Regions from separate parts of the Homo sapiens genome. Here region 1 is linked to region 2. The links are chromatin loops, found by intact Hi-C in ENCODE. Cell type or tissue: ascending aorta. All regions are shown on one strand. Each heading gives the region's core, and the rest is flanking DNA. Links, peaks and the distances in the headings are about the cores only.

Region 1 (9,515 bases), core at 1,516-9,515, 380 kb after region 2:
TTGTTTTAGTTAGTACATTGTTTTGGGGATGATCGATTTTCTGAATATTTTTCAACAGGTAAGAATCGGTTTTCAACAAATTTTTCTGTCTCAGTTGGATAGGAATATTACCTTTTCCCCTTTATTATTTTAATTAAAAGCAATAGAAATTTAGGTCTAGTCCCAAAGCCCTGGCGCCTTTTCTCCACTCTGAAACTGACCACCAGAAGCAGAGGATCAGAACAAACACATTTTGCTGCTGCCAGGAGTTCAGTGGCATCATCCAAAATGTGTGGAGAAATTGTAATCATCAGGATATTTTCAGGTCTGACCTTTAAACAGAACTGAAATCTAACCTTTTAACAGTTGAAATGGTTTCCAATACCATGTTACAGTGGTTTTCTAAGATAATATATCACCTCCACATTACATAAACAATTTTAGGATAGACTGATATTTAGTAATAATGTGAAAGCACAATTTGCTTTGCTTTACATTAAAAAGGAAAACTTGTAAGGAAGGCATTTGTACTTGCAAAAGTAGCATTTTATTAGCTTACACATATTTAATTTGTTATGCTTTACAGACATTGCCACTGGGTATATAAAGAGAATGAGTTGAAGAGTCAGTTCCATCACTGATTTGCTAGATATTTTCCATCAAAACCTTTAACTTTTCTGACATTTAATTTGCTCCTCTGAAAGTGGAAATAATATCTACTCTTTAGGTATTTGTAGTAATAAATGAGTTTATGTTAATACATTTTGTAAACCTTGGCAACTAATATTATTCTTTAATATTATCACAGTTATTGCTTAATATTATTTTTGTTTTTAATACTATTATTTGAAATCTGTAGTAGCTTTAAGATAGGGGGGCCTGTTGTAAGTCTGTACAAGGTATGCCAAGGTAGCTGACCAAGCTTATGCCGAGATAGCTGACCTTTTCTTGACTTAGAAGTATAATTTAAATTTACTGATTAATCTACATTTCATTTTATAAATGATTGCATACACAAAAAATTAATCTTGACCAAAATGGCATTTAACAGAACAAAGACTAATACATCTTCAAAAATAAATCGTATGCTGCAAAACACTTTTAAGTGAACCAATGAATTTATTATAACAGAGGGCCATTTAAAAAGTAGCTTGAATTGTGATTAAAGCTTCAACTTGTGAATCATCAAAAAAGGTTGTTAGAATTAAAAAGCTTTGGTGTTATACAGTCTGGGGAATGATATAAATAGGTTCACATTTAACTAGAAAGTTCACTCTAGTATTAATATGTAGTAGATTTGAGATGAAATGACATTGGAGAAGGGGAGAAATAGTTTCATAGCAAAGGGAAAATGTAAATTGGTTTAAGAGATACAAGGAAAGAGTAATTAACAGGTCATGGTAATTGGATGTGCAAAGATGAGGGGAAATATTTCAAGGAGGGCTCTAAAGTTTCTAGCTTAAGCTGATGAGTGAAAGGTGGATGCTCTTCCTTGAAATGTAGAATATTTGTAGGTAAGAAGAGAGGGTGAGGGATAGATTATGTAAGGCCCTAATAAGCCATTTCAGGACTTTGGCTTTAACCCAGAGTGATTTTTCTTAGAGCCTATTCAGTTCTTTCAGAAGAAAAGTCACATGATCTAACTTCTATTTTATGAGGATTAATCTGGCTATAATGTCGATCATGGATGGGGAGAGGGAACAAGGGTGGATGCAGGAAAGCCAGTTAGAAGGCAATTGTAGCATTGCAGTAAGAGAGGGAAAGCAGCTAAGATCACAGGTGAATCAGCAGAGTTAGAGAGAAATGGAGAGATGTTGGACATATTTTTAAGGCAGATCCAATGGAATTTCATGGTGGAGTGGACATGGTATATGAGAAAATGAGAAGAATTAAGGATGACTCCAAGACCTTTCTCCTTAACAACTGTAAGAATGAATTTCCTATCGTTTGACACACAAGAGATTTGGGGAAGAGAAGGTTTGGTAAACAGTGAGAAATACCAGGAGTTAATTTTGAGATGCCTACTGAATATCTGAATAGATGTGTCAAGTAGGCAGCAGAAGGTCCAGTCTGCAGGTATAGATGTGAACGTCGTCATTATACAGATGATATGCAGCGTGTGTAGAGGAAGAAGACCAATAACTGAGCTTGAGGAAGGATGGAATGAAAGGCAGCACCAGCAAGGGAAGCTGATAAGGAGCAACCTGTGAGATAGAAGGAAATCTTTTGGTGAGTGTCTTGTTCTGAAGTCAGGTGAAGAAAGTTATTAAGAAGGAAAGAGGGATCAACTCTGTCAAATATAGCTGATAAGTTAAGTAGGATGAGGACTAAGTTAGAATAGGTTCATGGATTTAACAATATTGGGGGTGGGGGGGTCACTGCTGACCTTGACAAGAGCAATTTGGTTGGAAATGATAGAGCCTCATGTGGTGGTTTTAAGGGAGAAAGGGAGGAGAGGACTTAGAGTAATGATAGACTACCCTTGAAGGAATTTCTTCACAGGGGAATTTTTAAGTTACGATGGAGGAGAAAGAGGGGATGATGAATTCTATTATTAACCAAGTGGAGAGACTGGTTTTGGACAGGAGCATGAACAGATGTTTTGGTTGTGGGTGCAAATACTGGCAGGAGATCCATGTGGTGGGAATCTGGGGAAGATCTGTTCTGATAGTTTTCAGTTTTTCTACAAAGTAGAGAGCAGCAGCTTCAATTGAAACCAAAGACAGAGAAGGAAATGTAGAGTTTGAGGAAAGAGAGAACAGTGTGAAATAGTTGTTTAGAAGAAACAGTGAGTGGACAAAGGAGGTATATGATGTGATCACCTGGCAGCATTAAAGGCCTATTTAAAGTCTGTGTTCATGCATTTAGAATTAGACTATCCAATGTGGTTCTGTGTTTTTCTCCAGCCTATGTCAGCTGGAGGATGCAGGTGCAGAGTATTTGGAGAGTTGAATTTTACATAGGTTGTGGTTTTGCTAAATTGGTATATTGAAGTGATTGAAGAGCAAGGAAATATAAATGCAAGGGAGTGTAATATTTAACCATAGACTTCAAGATGAAGAGGGAAGTGAAAGAGAACAAGGAGATAATTAACACTGAAAAATCAATAAGATCTTAGGACTGGAGATTCCAGTGGGGTCAAAGTATTGCTGGAGTCAAGGTATTAAAGAAGAGGGTTGGAATAATTGTTGGATTCAAAGAATGGGATGCACAAGGAACTAGGAATGATTATAATTATCAGCAATTGTCTTAAGACCATGGGACTGAGCAGCTGAGTTAGCCTCTCCTCCATCAACATATTCTTAAATACTGCAATTAAATCAGTACAACAATTTCCTGGAAGAAATGTTTGATACTTCTAAAGACATAACATTCACTGCGTTCATAATATTTAATCTTTCCATTTGTTTAACACATTGTAATATAGATCACCTTTATCTGAGTTCACTTCTTCTATACTTTGTCCCACTCTTCCTTGAGGTGCCAAGGCTCCTCATGTCATTCCCTGGCTGCCAAAGTCTCCCTAAGAGAGGTGTTTCATTCAAGGCCACTTCCCTAAGGGGCTCTCTCTGCACATGGCCACTATGTGTCTCATTCTCATGTGAAACCTTTGAATGACCTGAGAACCCATCTGCTAAGATATTTCAATCTCTTGGGTCCCCTTAATGGTTGCCAGTGTGTTCTTCTTTCCTCGGGTAACAGTTTTTTTTAAATAGAGGTGGTGAGGAGTGGTAGAATTCTGGATCTATGTTAAAGGTAGATCTATCTGTCTATCTATCTATCTATCTATCTATCTATCTATCATCTGTCTATCGATTGATCTATCAATCTATCTACATATATATTTGGATGAATTGGAGGTAGGATATAAGAAAATAAAAGGGACCAAAGTTGTAATTCAAAGATATTTGGTGTTTTGACCTTTGGAAAGATGGAGCTGATATTAGTGGAGATGGGGAAATCTCAGTTTTGAACATTTTAATTTGAAAATCTGTTGGATATTCAAGTAGATATGTAGAGTAGATAGTTGAGATAATGATTTTTTTTCAGTGAGGGAGGGTAGGGTGGGAGGAAGCCATGTGATAATTTTATGCTTATCAGAAGTAAAGAGTATCCGTTTTAAAAGACCGAAAAATAGCATCTCAGCCTATTGTGAGTGAATTTATGAGTTCTGAACTCTGGATAGTTGTGTTGTGAATTGCTGGGGGAAAAGAAGCTGAGCATCGCCAGTGATAACAGGTGTTCTCTATCTTTATAGAAAGCTGTGTCCAAAAAGTTGTTTCCACATGAAGAATTTTGTGCATTAGCACTTTCTCAAGGGCACCTGCTAAGCAAGTCAACTACCTTGGGTAACTAATTATCTTCAGTTTTGCTAGTAGTTTCAAACCATCACCTCCTGCAGGAGAAAACTGATGGGAGGAGAAAACCCAAAAGGAGTAAAGTGGAAAAGTGCTTCTTTCCAAGTGGGAGAAATAACAAAAACAAAAGCCTGTAAGTGCTTAGCAGCATAGGACGCTTTTCTGCAAAGGAGAGAAAACACTAGAGGAGAACTAAAATTAGAATGGAGAGGGTGGCATAGGCCTCTCACACTGATCAGGGATTGCCAGAAAGGCAAATGAAGGCCTGTGTTTTAATTAGCTCACATGGCCTGGAAATAGACCTCCTGAAGCTGAGACATCATTATTACAGCAGCCACTGGACACAGGCAGCTGAGGGAGGCTTTGGCCTCCAGCCGACAGGAAGGCCAGGAACAGGCTGCTGAGATGACCTCTCAACTCCAAGCTAAGATTCGGGGCAAGCTGATATGGAGAAAGTAAAGGGTTAGAGAGGATGATGCGAGATTACATCTTTGGGACCTGTTTTCCTAAAAATATATACATTAAATATATTAGCTGAGTTATTGGTTGGTAAGTTCAGTACTTTCAATAGACCAGGATTTTAGGTACCCTAGAGGCAAGTATTTTTATATCAAATGCTGCATATAGATGTAATGGTAAATTATATTCTTGTCACTTCTTGATAAATCATGAAATGTGTCTCCTGTACTTTTTCCTGTTTTCCTGTGGTGTCACATGATGACTTTCACCCAGTGCCTTTGTGACAAATTGCACATCAGGTAGAAGGCAAGGTACAGGTTACGAGATGCTTGATGAAGAAAAGTTGATTGCTTTTCAGCACTTAAAATTATGAAAATATATAGTTAGATAATGGGGTGATGTTAGTTAGCTAGTGCATGGGACTTGCTACTCCAAATGAAATTAGTTGATATAATACTATTGGCTTACCTAAGCAATATTAAATAAATATGTTTACTCAGGGTGTGCCATGAGAAAGTGCTGTGAGAGTATCTCAAGGGGGTGACTGATCTCATGCCAACAATGAGTGGGGCTCTGAAAGACAAAGAAGAATTAAGTAGGCCAAGGTGGGGAAGGAAGATTATTCTTTAAAGAAGGAATAGCATATTTAAAAAAATCCCTGTGGTAGAAATTAACATGAAACTGCAGGTCAGAGAGAAAGGAGAGAAATGACAGCAGTTGAAGCTGCAAAGCGAGTAAAAGCCCAATCAAACCCTTGTAGCTACCTTCAGGATTTTGGTATTTATCCTAAGAGCAATGAGAAGTCATTGATAGGTGTTTTAAACGAAGAGAGATGATCTGATTTGCATTTTACTGTCCGGTGGCTCTTATTTTCTCTGTGAACCAAGAGCAAGGCTGTCTTTGGAGAGTAACAAAAGAGGGCAAAGATGAGATATTTGAGGAGGATGGAGAAAGTTTGAATTAGCTTTTTGTTCAAACTCCTAACGAATGAATGGCTGGTACATGGGGCCGGAGAGACACACAGGAAAAGGGATAATAGGGAGTGGGCATCCCTTCCAGTATACCTGTGGCCTGCAGGTGGCATATTTAGGTCAAGACCATTCTGGCCAGAGCCTGGAGCTCTTTCTGGCTGGTCACCTCAGCTCGCCTCGCACTGGCAAAGTGGTCCCTCTGAGTCTCTGCCAGGTCGGCCATCTGTCTTTCCTAGCCTCTGCAGCGGTCACCTCTCCCCTTGCCAAGCTGGCCCCAGGGCAGTCCAGTTGGCTTTCAGACCAGCTGCCTGCTGAGGCCCCCTTCTGGAGGCTCCAGGTACCTCTGGGTCTCATTCGTAATTTAGGAATATCAGTGGGACTCAGAAAGATTTATCCCCAAAATCTTGCTAGTCCTTACCACAGGGAACTATCAAGTTTAATGGGATGTGGCCCTGCCCAGAATCTAGATGGGATTGGGAACCCAGAGCTCTCTTTTCTTATGTTTGCCCAATACCTATTTATTATGCTACATTCTCTCGAGGCCAGTGCCCAGAAAGGAAAGTTCCAGACACAAATGTAGAACTATTTCCCTATCCTCCCCATCTCATTCAGCCTTTTCCGTTTTGAAATTCTCCAGAAGCTGGTATGTCCTTTCTCTTCTGGGATGGGCTTCTCATTTGTCTATACAATAGATCTTCATACGTCATTCTGATTGGTCTAAAGCAGGACTCTGATTTTTAAGTCTATTGACTTGCTAACCCACCTTTTCTTCCGTGAGGGCATTAGGTACCCTGTCCAGCCCTGGAAGAGGAGCAGTTTCCAGTGAAACACAATTTGAAGATGGAAATATATCAAGTTCTTCTTTAAAAAATACTATCCCTATTACATTAAGCCAGTGCCATTAACTGCAAACTACATAAACACAACATATGCTTAATTAATGTAGCTTCATAAATGCTTAATACATGTGGGTATTATTACTTTTTTATTGCTGTTATTACTAAAGATCTAGGCAACAAGCAGAGCCTGAAATTTTAGAATTCTGTACAAATTGCAGAGCACCCGGGTGCTATGAGTCCAGCCAGGCACCAGAGTCTTAAATTCACAAAATTGCTTGGAACAAGCAGGTCAACCTGCTGATGAGCAGAGCTGAAAATTCCATCTGCTCTGTGCCCCAGTTTTATGTATCCTGGGGTGGGAAGGTGTGTCACTGCTGGGGACAGCCAGAGTCCTACAAGCGCTAATCCTTCCAAAATTACAGCAGAGGCAAGGGCGCAGTAGTTTCAGAGAGATTTTGTGTTGAAAATCTGTTTTTTTTTAAATCAATTTTTTATTAACTCAATTTTCTCTTGCTTTAACTTCTATTAATGCACGTGAAAATATAACAGATTTGTTACCTGAAATTTTCTTTGAAATTCAAATTTATTGCTGTATATATCTTCTCTCTAATTATCTTGTCATTTTTAGTTTACTTAGTAGTTTTTCTCTCCTGACTTTCTCAACCAGGATGTTTATATCTCTTGAAAAATCTCCCTGCGTATTAGTTATATTTGTGTGATATATGTGTGATCATTAAAGTTAAAAATAAAGCTGTGAGAGAAAAGCTTACGGTAATTGAAAAATTAAAACAAAAGGAGGAAAAGAGTCTTTTGGTATTCCCAGGTTGGTGCTATGGAGAAAATCCCCTCCTTCCCCCTAGTTGAAAACAGTTTTCAAACTACAAGTCCTTTTTCTCTATTCAGATCTTCTATCTGTACAGTCTTCTTTGGGGAGAACATCTTCCCCTCTTGCTCTCTGCACTTGTCTATGTTGGGTGGGTGCCTCATGTGTTTACCTGGGGCCAGGCCCTTCAAACGCAGGCTTCACTTTTAGGTGTCATGCCACAGTGAGCCAGCCTGTAACAGAACTTGTTCCAGACATTCTCCCCAGTTACTTCTACCTACTGGATAGACTGATTGTTCCTTGCCTCTCCTAGACTCTAGTGACCTCAACTCTTCAAATCTGTCATTGGCAGGATTCTAAGAAGGCTGTGATCCTGCTCCCTGTCTCCAGGCCTTTGTGTGAGGTCCTTCTTTTGAGTGTGTGTGAGGCCCATAACTTGCTACTAGCCAATGGCAAAGGTGATAGGATATAACTCCCAGATGTTTTAGGGCAAAGGTGAATGGATTGTGCAGATGTAATTAAGGTCTCCAATCACTGGTTTTAAGTTAATCAAAAGAGAGATGAACTGATAATAAGCTGATTCCTTAAATTTCGGGCATAGAAGTTAGCAACTTGATGCAGCTGAATTTCTCTCTCTTTGTTGCTAGCTTTGGAGAATAAACCACATGAGCTCTGCAGCTGCAAGGAAGCAAATTGGGCCAACAGTCTGTGAGCTTAGAAAAGGACCCTGGCCCTCAGATGAGAGCTGGAGCCCTGGCCAATATCTAAATGAGACCCTGAGCAGAGGGCCCAGTTAAGCCACCCAGACTCCTGACTCTTGTAAACTGTGAGATAATAAATGCATGCTCTTGTAAGCCACTAAGTTCGTTGTGCCATATTATGGAGAGGCAGAAAACAAACATATCCCATGCTCCTCTGATTTTGGAAAGAGAGTGTCTGTCCCTCTCTCCATCTGCTCTGGCCTCAAGGTGCCTCTCCCATCAATACCAGTCCCTTGATCTTTTTGAGATTACACAATAAAGAGGGAAGGATTTTAAAACTGTCACCTTTGCCCCACATCCCCAAGCTCAACTTAACCACTTATGCAATTTTCTATCCTATCATTCCCAAAATACCAATTTTTACTTTAATAGGTACTAAATTATAAAGCTAAAGCTCTGATAATGAAATCTTAAGACATAAGACAGAGGGTGGGAGACTATATTAGGGATCATCCAGACCTAAATAAACTATTGATGTCTCTCATTTAGGCTTCCCACCTCCAGGACTTGACAGTCTCTTAAAGCTAACAGAGTTCTTTTTTTATTTTTATTTTTTTAAAAAGGATATCTGATCATGCCATTCCGCTGTTTAAGAACATCTTATGCTTTGTCCCTGCTTAATAACTTTTATATAAGAATATCCAAATGTCTTAGCATGCTCAACACAGTCCTTGATAATTTGGATATAACTTCCTGTTCACCTCTATCCAAATATATCATGGACTTCTAAGTATGTTGTTCTTAGAGTTCATGGCTCCTTGTTTTAAGTACTTTTTCATCATCTTGGAATGCCTTGGCATCTAATCTACTTGGTAAATTACAATTCTTACATGAACTGTGGCTAAAGACAACTCTTTTAGTTCATTCGGGCTGTTATAACAAAATACCGTAAACTGGGTAACTTACAAACCACAGAAATTAACTTTCCTGAGTTCCAGAAGCTGGGGAGGCCACACCGAGGCACCAGCAGATTTGGTTCTGGTGAGAGCCCACTTTCTGGTTCATAGACGGAGCATTTTCTCTGTGTTCTCACACAGTGGACAGGGCAAAGGAGCTCCCTTGGGCTTCTTCTTCTTCTTCTTCTTTTTTTTTTGAGACAGAGTCTCACTCTGTCGCCCAGGCCGGAGTGGCCGCAATCTCCGCCTCCGGGGTTCAAGCAACAACCCTGCCTCAGCCTCCCGAGTAGCTGGGACTACAGGCACGCACCACCACACTTGGCTAATTTTTTGTATTTTAGTAAAGATGGGCTTTCACCATGTTGGCCAGGATGGTCTCCATCTCCTGACCTTGTGATCCACCCACCTCGGCCTCCCAAAGTGCTGGGA
Region 2 (9,570 bases), core at 1,110-9,109:
AATATTAAGATATTTAAACCTACTTTTTGTCCTGTAGAGGAAGGACTTATAGTATATACTGGTATTAAAGGAAATACATTATTCTGATAAGAAATCTGTAGTCACTTTTAGAACTTAATTTGTTACAGATATATCATACTTTATTCAAAAGCCAGTAATAGAGTGAACTGTGTTAAGTATGTCATATTATTTGTGAAAACTAAAAAAAAACTTGCTAAGTATAGTGACTGTCCATTATGAGAACATTTACTTAATTTAGTTACTTAAAGTAAGCTGTGACACTGTTTCCTGGGATAGCACTTGCTAATCTAGTTCCATGGCTAGTCCTACCTCCTTGGCCTGCTTTTTTTGTTTCATTTTGTTTTTGTGCTTCACTCTCTTTTGTAAAAACATCCTATTATTGGCCCCAATAAAAATTCTTTATGAATAACTATGAACAGTTGTATATGTACTGAAGTAAATACCTGTAAGTTTTACCAAATGAAATTTTTATATTAATGAAATAATTTATAATAGTAACTTTAATGTTGGGACAAAATCCTCTGTTAAAAAATCTGAAATAGGTGTATGCTGTCTCCAGGTTACCAATCAGTTACATTTTAATATTTCCTTGAAAGTTAGTTAGAACTTAAAACATATTTGTGCTATATAAACAACACATAGTGTTTATATTTTTAGATCCATCCTCAAAGATTTATGTAAACTGGCAGCTTCTGGCCTTCTACTTGTAAAACCACAGATATTCTGAAAGCCCTAATTTTTTAGACCAGGGTTTCCAAACTTTTTTGTTGTACGTACCATTAGTAAACAAATTTTGAGCAAATATCCCTGATTATTTGTAAATTATATATATATAGACTGCATTTCTAGTAATATTTGATGTAAATTATGAGACATACACAACAAAAGAAATTCAAATTGAGGAAGGTAGAGAATAAGTGTAAAACAGAAGCTCTAATTATTTTTCGTTTACCCAATGAATATCTTATATGCCCTGGGGTCTGTATGTGCTGCTTGGAGACCATGATTCAAGCTTCTATCTTTCAGGAAGTTACGGCAAAGGCTTTTGACTTTGAGAGAGTGATAATAGTTTGGGGAAAAGATGTTCAATTTTTTTTGTAAGCCAAAGACTGTATTGTGATAGTGGCAAGAAAGAAATTAATGCTCATAAATTGAGCGTTAAGGTTTTGAAATCTGAACTCATGCTTTTCTAACACCACTCTTCGTTCCTGTGACAAACCTTTACAATAGTGTTCTTTGAAAATATTTCCCTATAAAATATTAAAGATTATGTGGAGGGAGAAAAGCAGATGGTATATATGAGTAAGAGCAAATAATTCTGTTTATTTGGAAGAATAGAGTTTACAAAGGGGAAAGATGAGAGAGTAGAAGTGTAGTTTGAGGTCAGGTCATGGATAATTATGAATGTCAGGCTAAGAATTTTGGTTTTTTTTTTAAGAAATGAGAAAAATCTAAAGGATTTTGGGCAGATAAAAGACATCATTGGAACTGACCTTTCAGAAGATGAATCTGATAGAAACCTGTTAGCGAATGTTTAAAAAGTAATCAAATTACTTTGACCCTTTTCTGTAGCCTGTTTTATTTGAATTCATTCCATGTTTTGTTGAATATTTGTTTCTATTCATCAAAAAAGTTTTTTTTCCAGAATATTGCTTCAATTATACTCTTACATGTTGCAAAAAGTTTAGTCAAGTACAGGTCACCTAATATAGGTCACCTAATACAGATGGTTCTTACCATGTTTTGAGTTGTGGGATTTATAATAGATATGGTTCTTGATTTCAAGTGTTTCAAAACACCTATCCTAAGGAGACTTCAGTCACAGTGTGTAGACTATAACTGAAGGCTAACATATAAAACACTGAATAAATAAGAACTGACACTTACTCAGTTTTTGCTATTTGCTACTCTAATGCTTTACGTGATTTAAGTCGCTTATTAAGTAATCCTAACAATATGGATTTAGAAAATGACTTAGCTGCCAAGTGGCAGAGTGAGGATTCAAACTCTGAGCCAGTGTTTTTAATTCTCAGCCACATTTCTCATAGTATGCTACCTTGTGGCCAAAGGAATTTTTAAAAGGGAGAGACCAGTGAATATTTACAGATACTCATTGAAGTCTTTGTGGAGGTAGGGAGAGACTAAGCTGTGTCCTGGTGAAAGGGGAGCTGTGCTTTTCACTTTTGTTGGGACAAATGATTGAGAAAGGATTCCAGCCTGAAGAAACAGTAAGTGCAAAAGCACAGAGATGAGAATTAGTGCATAATTTGAGAATGATTTATGATGAGAGTTTGTTTTGGAAAGTAGTAGGAAATAAAGTTGGGTAAGTAATGATAATACCTCAATTTATGGAACACTTTACTTGTATTAACTGATTTAATCCTCACAATAACCCTTTGAAAAGGATAGTATTATTTCTCCATACAGGGAGCTTTTATGACTTTCCCAGTTTCATGCGGTAATTACAGAGCCAAGAACACAGACATTCTGGAGCTGGAGCCATAACCCCTTGCCACTCAACTCTATTGTCAGAGAACAAAGGCAGCTAAGTAGATTGGGAGGCTAGCCAGAAGTTTAAAATTGATCCTGAGAATAAATTCTTGTGTAGGAGAGTTCTCCTGAAAGTGACATTTTTGGAAAATAAAAGTGGTAGTTGTATGTTGCTTGATCTGGGGAGAGGCTCAAACAATGGTTCTCAGCCATAGTTGTATATTAGATTTACCTAGAGAGGCTCTAAAAAATAAATACTGATGCCCTCAGATACCAGTCCAGACCAACTAAATCAAAATAATTTTGGGTAGCTCTGAGCATTGCTCTTGGAAAAGCTTCTCAGGTCTAACATCCATACTACTGGTCTAGGGAGCCAAAAATCAGCCAAGATCTTTCTGAGGTAATTCAGGTCTGAGATGATGAGTCAGAACTGAGGTCTTGAAAACACCACAAAACTAGAATTTTTTGAGATGGAACAAATCTCGTAAATCTTAATGTCCAGCCTACTTCTGCAATTCCCCAGTGTAAGAGCTTCTAAAAGTCTCTTGAATTAGGGATTATCTGTGCTATAACAAATTAGCGTAGATTGGGTGGCTTGGAAAAAAAAAAAAGCATTTATTTCTCACAGTTCTGGAGTCCGAGAAGCCCAAGATGAAGGTACCAGCAGAGCTGGTAGCTGGTGAAGGCCTGCTTCCTGGTTTGCAGAGGGCTGTCTTCTGGTTGTATCTTCATGTGGCAAAGAACAGAGGGGAAAAAAGCAGGTTCTCCTGATGTGTTTTTTTTTTTTTTTTTTTTTTTCTGAGACGGAGTCGTGCTCTGTCGCAGGCTGGAGTGCAGTGGTACAATCTCGGCTCACTGCAACCTCCGCCTCCGGGGTTCAAGCGATTCCCCTGCCTCAGCCTCCTGAGTAGCTGGGACTACAGGCACGTGCCACCACACCTGGCTAATTTTTTGTATTTTAGTAGACACGGGGTTTCACCATGTTGGCCACGATGGTCTCGATCTCCCGACCTTGTGATCTGCCTGCCTCGGCTTCCCAAAGTGCTGGGATTACAGGTGTGAGCCACTGCGCCCAGCCCTCCTGATGTTTTCTTATATGAACACTAGCACATCATAAGGGGTTATCATCTGATGACCTCCCAACACCCCCTCCTTAATACCATCACATTGGGGTTTAGGATTTCAACATATAAACTTGGCGGGGACACCGACATGAGGTTCATAGCAAGGAGGCTTTCAGTTTATCATCAAGGAAAATCCAAACTGCAGTCAAACCACAGTCCTCAATTATAACATTTCTATGTTATATTGGACTATTAAATGTGGAAAACATTTCTGTATGTCTGTTATTTATATTACTGGTTAAATGATGAGCATTTGGGTTCAGTTAAAATTTAATTTCATAGGATATGAAACATCCAACTTGCTGATTGTGATATGACAAGTAATTCCAAAAGTTATTTTGGAGAAATAAAAATGTAAGGAAATATGTTTTGTAGCATCCATATTTTTAATTAATGTGTTTTACATATTAATGATGTGGCTTGAGTTTTGGAAGTATTTTACCTATATTCTTAGTTCAGTTTAGCTTTTGTTGTCTCTTTTCTTCCAATAGAGGGCACTCTGATTCAGTAATTTCAAATACAAAACCAGCCATCTTATGTAAGAACTTTTATTTTTGAATCGGAGATTTTTGTTTCTATTAAAATATTAGCTATAATATGGTAGTTTGAACACTTTTACTAATATAAGTTAAAAATTAAATTCTTATTATGATTGAATGTATTCAATTGGAGGTTTTGCATGTAATATAAAGGCTAGCTCAAGTTAAAATTGCATTTTGTCTTGCATACATTTTAATTCAAAAGTCAGTCTGTTTTATATACTCTTATAATATGCATCTGAAACCATTTTCTAAGTTGAATTAGGACATTATATAATCTAGAATGTAAATTTTGAAGAAATATAAATATCCTAACATTCTTTACCAACTCATGAAATTTAGGTTTTCGAAAGAATGTGAAATCATCTGAAAAAATTTTCTATTCTCTTTATGTTTTCCCAAGCCTTATATTCATGTTTTTTCCTCCATGTGTATAAACAATCTATACAATTCTTAAATGTGAACACAGCATGCCATAGAGAAATTTGATGATAAAGATCATTAGAGCAGATTTCAGAATCCAGGTACCAGGAAAAGTTTTTTTGTTTTTTTTTTAAACATTTGTAATAGAACATTACCTCATCAGCGTATGTCTTTAAGAAGTAAATAAGAAGCTTAAGGGATGAAACGTGTTATGTATTTTTTTCTCTTGACACAAGCAGCATCTAAAGCTTTTGGTTTGAAAGGGGTTGCATTGGCAGGTTTTGTGCAATTTTGTTCAGCAACTATGCCTCTTTTCTGTTATTTTACTTTCTTTTCCAATGCAAAATATTTAATTACATGTCAGCCTTCTGAAGTGTGAGGTATTTTATTTTAGTATTTTAAGATTTCAAGATTTACCTTGAAGGATTTTCAGTTTTTTTTAATGCCAAGCTATTCTTGAGAATACTCTCTGGGAGTGAGGTCCCTACTTTTGGAAAATATACTTAATTTAGTTCTAAAATTCATCAAGTTTTAAAGATCAGTAGAGTCAGATTAGATTGCCTAAAAACCAAATGGTGTTTCTGAAACAAAGTTTACCTTCAAACACATTCTAACCCAATTTCTAGAGCTTATTATCAGGAATGCATCAATTTCAGAATTTGGAGAGAGCTTCGTGGCTATCTTACCCAATTTCCATCAGATTTAGAGAATCTTGGGAGGCAAATTTTTTGAAATGTAAATAGAGGCTTATTATAGGAACATAACTGATTCTTTAGCATGTATAATTTTTTATAGTGGTGCTAAATCTTAAGCAGTGGTATACAATGTTCAAAAGAACATTCTAACCTGAACAATCTATTTCTTATGTAGTTGAACAGACCTTTTGGATGTGGTGACTCAAGGTGATTCAACTAAGGTTGGAAATCTCCTAACAGGTTTTGCAAGAATTAGGGAATGTAGAACTAGGATCATGTTGACCTGCATTTATATATTGAAAACAATACCATTAACCACACGTATGTACTGTAGGTACATTAATGGAAAAATCCAGAATCAGAAGGGTAAGTTTTTGTTCCTACCCTCACCTCAGGAAGAACTTTTTGTAACCTTAGGGAATCTAGGAAGTCCTTGAGAAAATGGCTAGTAGAATAAAAGAGTCATTTTTCTGAACTTCTAGCACACTTGCTTTTTACCATTCTTGATACATCTCTTTCTGCCTTGCCTTGTAGGTGTATATGTTTTGCATTACTTCTTATATACCCCTTTGACAGTAGGTTCATTATTAGATTGATCTCTGTAGTCACATCCTGCCTCACACGGTGCCTTGAATGTAGTGGTCTCTCAGTGAAAGTTCATTGACTGAATAAATGCATAAAAAGGCAAAGACTGCATATAAAAGTGTATATGTTCTTGCAAATGAACCATTATCATTGCAAAATGCATTTAATTATTTGGAGATGAATTCCAGAGACCAAAGTGGAGGTTTTTCCCAGCAATCATGATGGGAATCTCAACCATCTTTCTTAGGGAGATAACTTAGTCTAGCAGTTAAGAGCATGAGATTGTGAGTCCTACAGATTTGGTTGTACAACTCTGTTCTGCAATTTACTAGCAGGGTGACCTTTGGAAGTTGCTTGATATTTCCAAGCCTTAGTTTCTGCATCGGTTAAAAAAATTTTACTCTGGCTTTCTGTCAGCCATAGAAAAGAGCTATTTTGTTCTCTTTTATGTTGCTGAAGAGATCTTGATTTTTATGTTTCACAGACTTTGTCCAATTTTGTCCAGACGTTCTAAATAGTCACAAAATGTCAACGTAGAGGGGATTTCTCTAGTGAAAGTGAAATATTTTGTTCTTGGATTGGTCTGAGTCAATATTTTACTTGGAAAAAGCCATATGTATTCTAATCAGCTTTGTAGAAGTTAGGGAGGAATAGCAAATATGACAAATAATTGAACTTATATGAAAAATTATCTCAATAGGCTGAAATCTTGGCTCAAGGTAAAAACATAGAATTCAGTGGGAGTTAGTATAAAATCTTATATTTAGATTCCTTAAAAATCAATGGTATAAATACAAGGTGGGGGAGATTTAATGTCAGAGAGTAGTTCACACAAAAGTTTTAGGGTATATAGATGACTACAACTGCTACGTGAACCAGCAGTGAGATGTAGCTACTAAAAAAATCAGTAAACAGTGACCAAACTATAATATCTCAAAATAATTGTAACACTAGAAGCTAGCATTTATTAAGTACTAAATTTTCACTACATGCTAGGCATTGTGTAAACATGTTAAAAATCATTATCTCCTTTATTCCTGACAACAATCCCATGAGGTAGGTTTTATTATCCTCAACGTGGGAATCAGGAGTAAAGTCAGTTGCCCAAAAGGTAAATCTTGGATCTGAATGTATGTCCAATGTCTTACAAGTAGATCATTCTGTCTTTCATTACTGTCTTCCAGATTGACCTCTCACCTTTTCATCATTCCTGCCAGTTTGTGGGTTCAGACCATCATTTCCCCTCACCTGAGTTATTTCAAGAGCCTCCTACCCTGTCCACCCACTTCTAGTCTCTCCTCTTCATCTGCTCATATTTATTCTGAGCAATGCTGCCAAGTCAGTATGCCTTAAGTGCCATTCTGGTCATGTCATTTTCCTACTCAAAACTAGCCCTGGTCCTCACTGCAAATGTTAAATAGAAACGTTTAACTCAGGCATTCAAGACCCTTCATTTCTAGCTTCATCATATTTTTCCAGCTTTATCTGCTAGTAATGTCTTAGATAAATATATTTTAGTAAAATGGATTATTCTTGGCCAGGCACGGTGGTGCATGCCTGTAATCTCAGCACTTTGGGAGGCTGAGACTGGAGGATCACCTGAGGTCGGGAGTTAGAGACCAGCCTGGCCAACATGGTGAAACTCCATCTTTACTAAAAATACAAAAACTAGCTGGGCCTGGTGGTGTGCACCTGTCATCCCAGCTACTCAGGAGGCTGAGGCAGGAGAATCACTTGAACCCGGGAGGTGGAGGTTGCAGTGAGCCAAGATAGCTCCACTGCACTCCAGCCTGGATGACAAGAGTGAAACTCTGTCTCTAAATAAATAAATAAAATGGATTACTCTCAAACACGTCTGTCTTTCTTATTGTCCACGTTCATGTTTTGTCTATATATATTATCCCTACCATCTCTACTTATTGAAAACTATTTTTGATCCTTCTATTTAGATCTAACTATTTGCATCATTATGCTGCTTTGTATTAATTATGCATGAATCATCTTTTTTGACTTTGCCTATAAGCTCCTTGAAGACAGGGAAAATATTAATCTGTGTGTGTGCATGTATTTGTCCTTAGCATAGTTCCTCACTCACATGCTTAGCAAACATTTATTGAATTGATAGAACAGGTCATGGGCATAAAAACATCTGTTTGATAACCTGTATTTCGGTGTAGGCATATGAGAAAAATTCTAACATGGAATATTTATGATCTGAGAAGAACTTCCCCTGTTGGGTGATTTTTCAAATAATGAATACCTCGCCAGTTTCTTTGAGGATGAAATAAAATACCCCTGTAAACTATATTATTGACTTCACAATATATCGCTAGGATCTTAAGTCAAATTATATTTTTCTTAGGTAATAGTACATCACTCTCACTGATGAGAAGGATATCCTGTATTACAAATACCATGTTTAATTCCTGATAACATATACGAAGGAAGTATATAGTATATGAATATAGGAAATATGTCTGATTACATTATTAATTTTTGAATTCCTAAATATTTATGTGATAAACATTTTTGAATTAATCCTTGTTATTCTTTCTGTATTATTGAGATGGGGCTATTTTGTTTTTTTTTTTCCAGCTTTTATTTTAGGTTCAGTGAGGTACATATGCAGGTTTGTTACATGGGTAAACTGTGTGTCACTGGGATTTGGTGTACAAATGATTTATTCTCCCAGGTAATGAGCATAGTACCCAATATGTAGCTTTTTGATCCTTACTCTCCTCCCGTGCTACACCCGCAAGTAAGCCCCATTGTCTGTAGTTCCCCTCTTTGTGTCCATGTGTGTTTCCATGTGTATTCAGTGTTTAACTCACACTTACGAGTAAGAACAAGTGGTATTTGGTTATCTGTTCCTGTGTTAATTTGCTTAGGATAATGGCCTCCACCTGCATCCATGTTGCTGCAAAGGACACAGTTTTATTCTTTTTTATGGCTGCATAGTATCCCATGGTGTATATGTGCCACGTTTTCTTTATCTAGTCCACCGTTGATGGATATCTAGATTGATTCCATGTCTTTGCTGTTGTGAAAAGTGCTGCAATGAGCATACGTGGATGTGTCTTAATGGTAGAATGATTTGTGTTCCTGTGGTCATACACCCAGTAATGGGATTGCTGGGTCAAATGGTAGTTCTGTTTTAAGTTCATTGAGAAGTCTCCAAACTATTTCTATAGTAGCTGAATTAACTGACATTCCCACAAATAGTGTTTAAGCGATCCCTTTTCTACACAACCTCACCAACATCTGTTTTTTTTTTAACTTTTTAATAATAGTCATTGTGACAGGTGTGAGATTGCATTCAATGGTTTTGATTTGCACTTCTCTAATGATTAGTAATGTTGAGGATTTTTTTCACATACTTATTAACTGCATGTATATCTTCTTTTCATGTCCTTTACCCATTTTTTAATGGGGTTGTTTTTTGCTTGTTGACTTTTTAAGTTCCTTATAGATTCTGGATATTAGACCTTTGTCAGATGCATGGATTGTGAATATTTTCTACCATTCTGTAAGTTGTCTGTTTACTGTGTTTATAGTTTCTTTTTCTGTGCAGAAGGTTTTAAGTCAATTTTTGTTTTTGTTGCAATTGCTCTTGAAGTCTTTATCATGAAATCTTTGCCCAGACCTATGTCCAGAATGGTGTTTTCTAGGTTTCATTCTAAGATTCTTAGAGTT

The links. A loop is a pair of places that touch in the nucleus more often than their neighbours do. Peaks named below come from ENCODE experiments on the same cell type or tissue, not always from the same donor. Only the 100,000 strongest peaks of a DNase experiment are listed, where the experiment ranks them.
Region 1: a loop joins it to region 2, with 4 times the contacts of the local background. A loop is called at or near these places in 16 of 110 quality-filtered maps.

The regions. Positions count from the first base shown.
Region 1 is chr12:99,387,364-99,396,878 of GRCh38, reverse strand. The region is part of intron 12 of ANKS1B (ankyrin repeat and sterile alpha motif domain containing 1B); the gene reads left to right. Among named protein-coding and RNA genes, the nearest start is that of GARIN6, 260 kb to the left of the region's middle. In ascending aorta, for the core only: a CTCF peak has its summit at 6,083 (motif pointing left); no DNase peak of the experiment used is centred there; H3K27ac peaks cover 1,261 bases.
Region 2 is chr12:99,762,565-99,772,134 of GRCh38, reverse strand. The region is part of intron 8 of ANKS1B (ankyrin repeat and sterile alpha motif domain containing 1B); the gene reads left to right. Among named protein-coding and RNA genes, the nearest start is that of GARIN6, 120 kb to the right of the region's middle. In ascending aorta, for the core only: a CTCF peak has its summit at 4,116 (motif pointing right); no DNase peak of the experiment used is centred there; H3K4me3 peaks cover 446 bases; H3K27ac peaks cover 2,602 bases.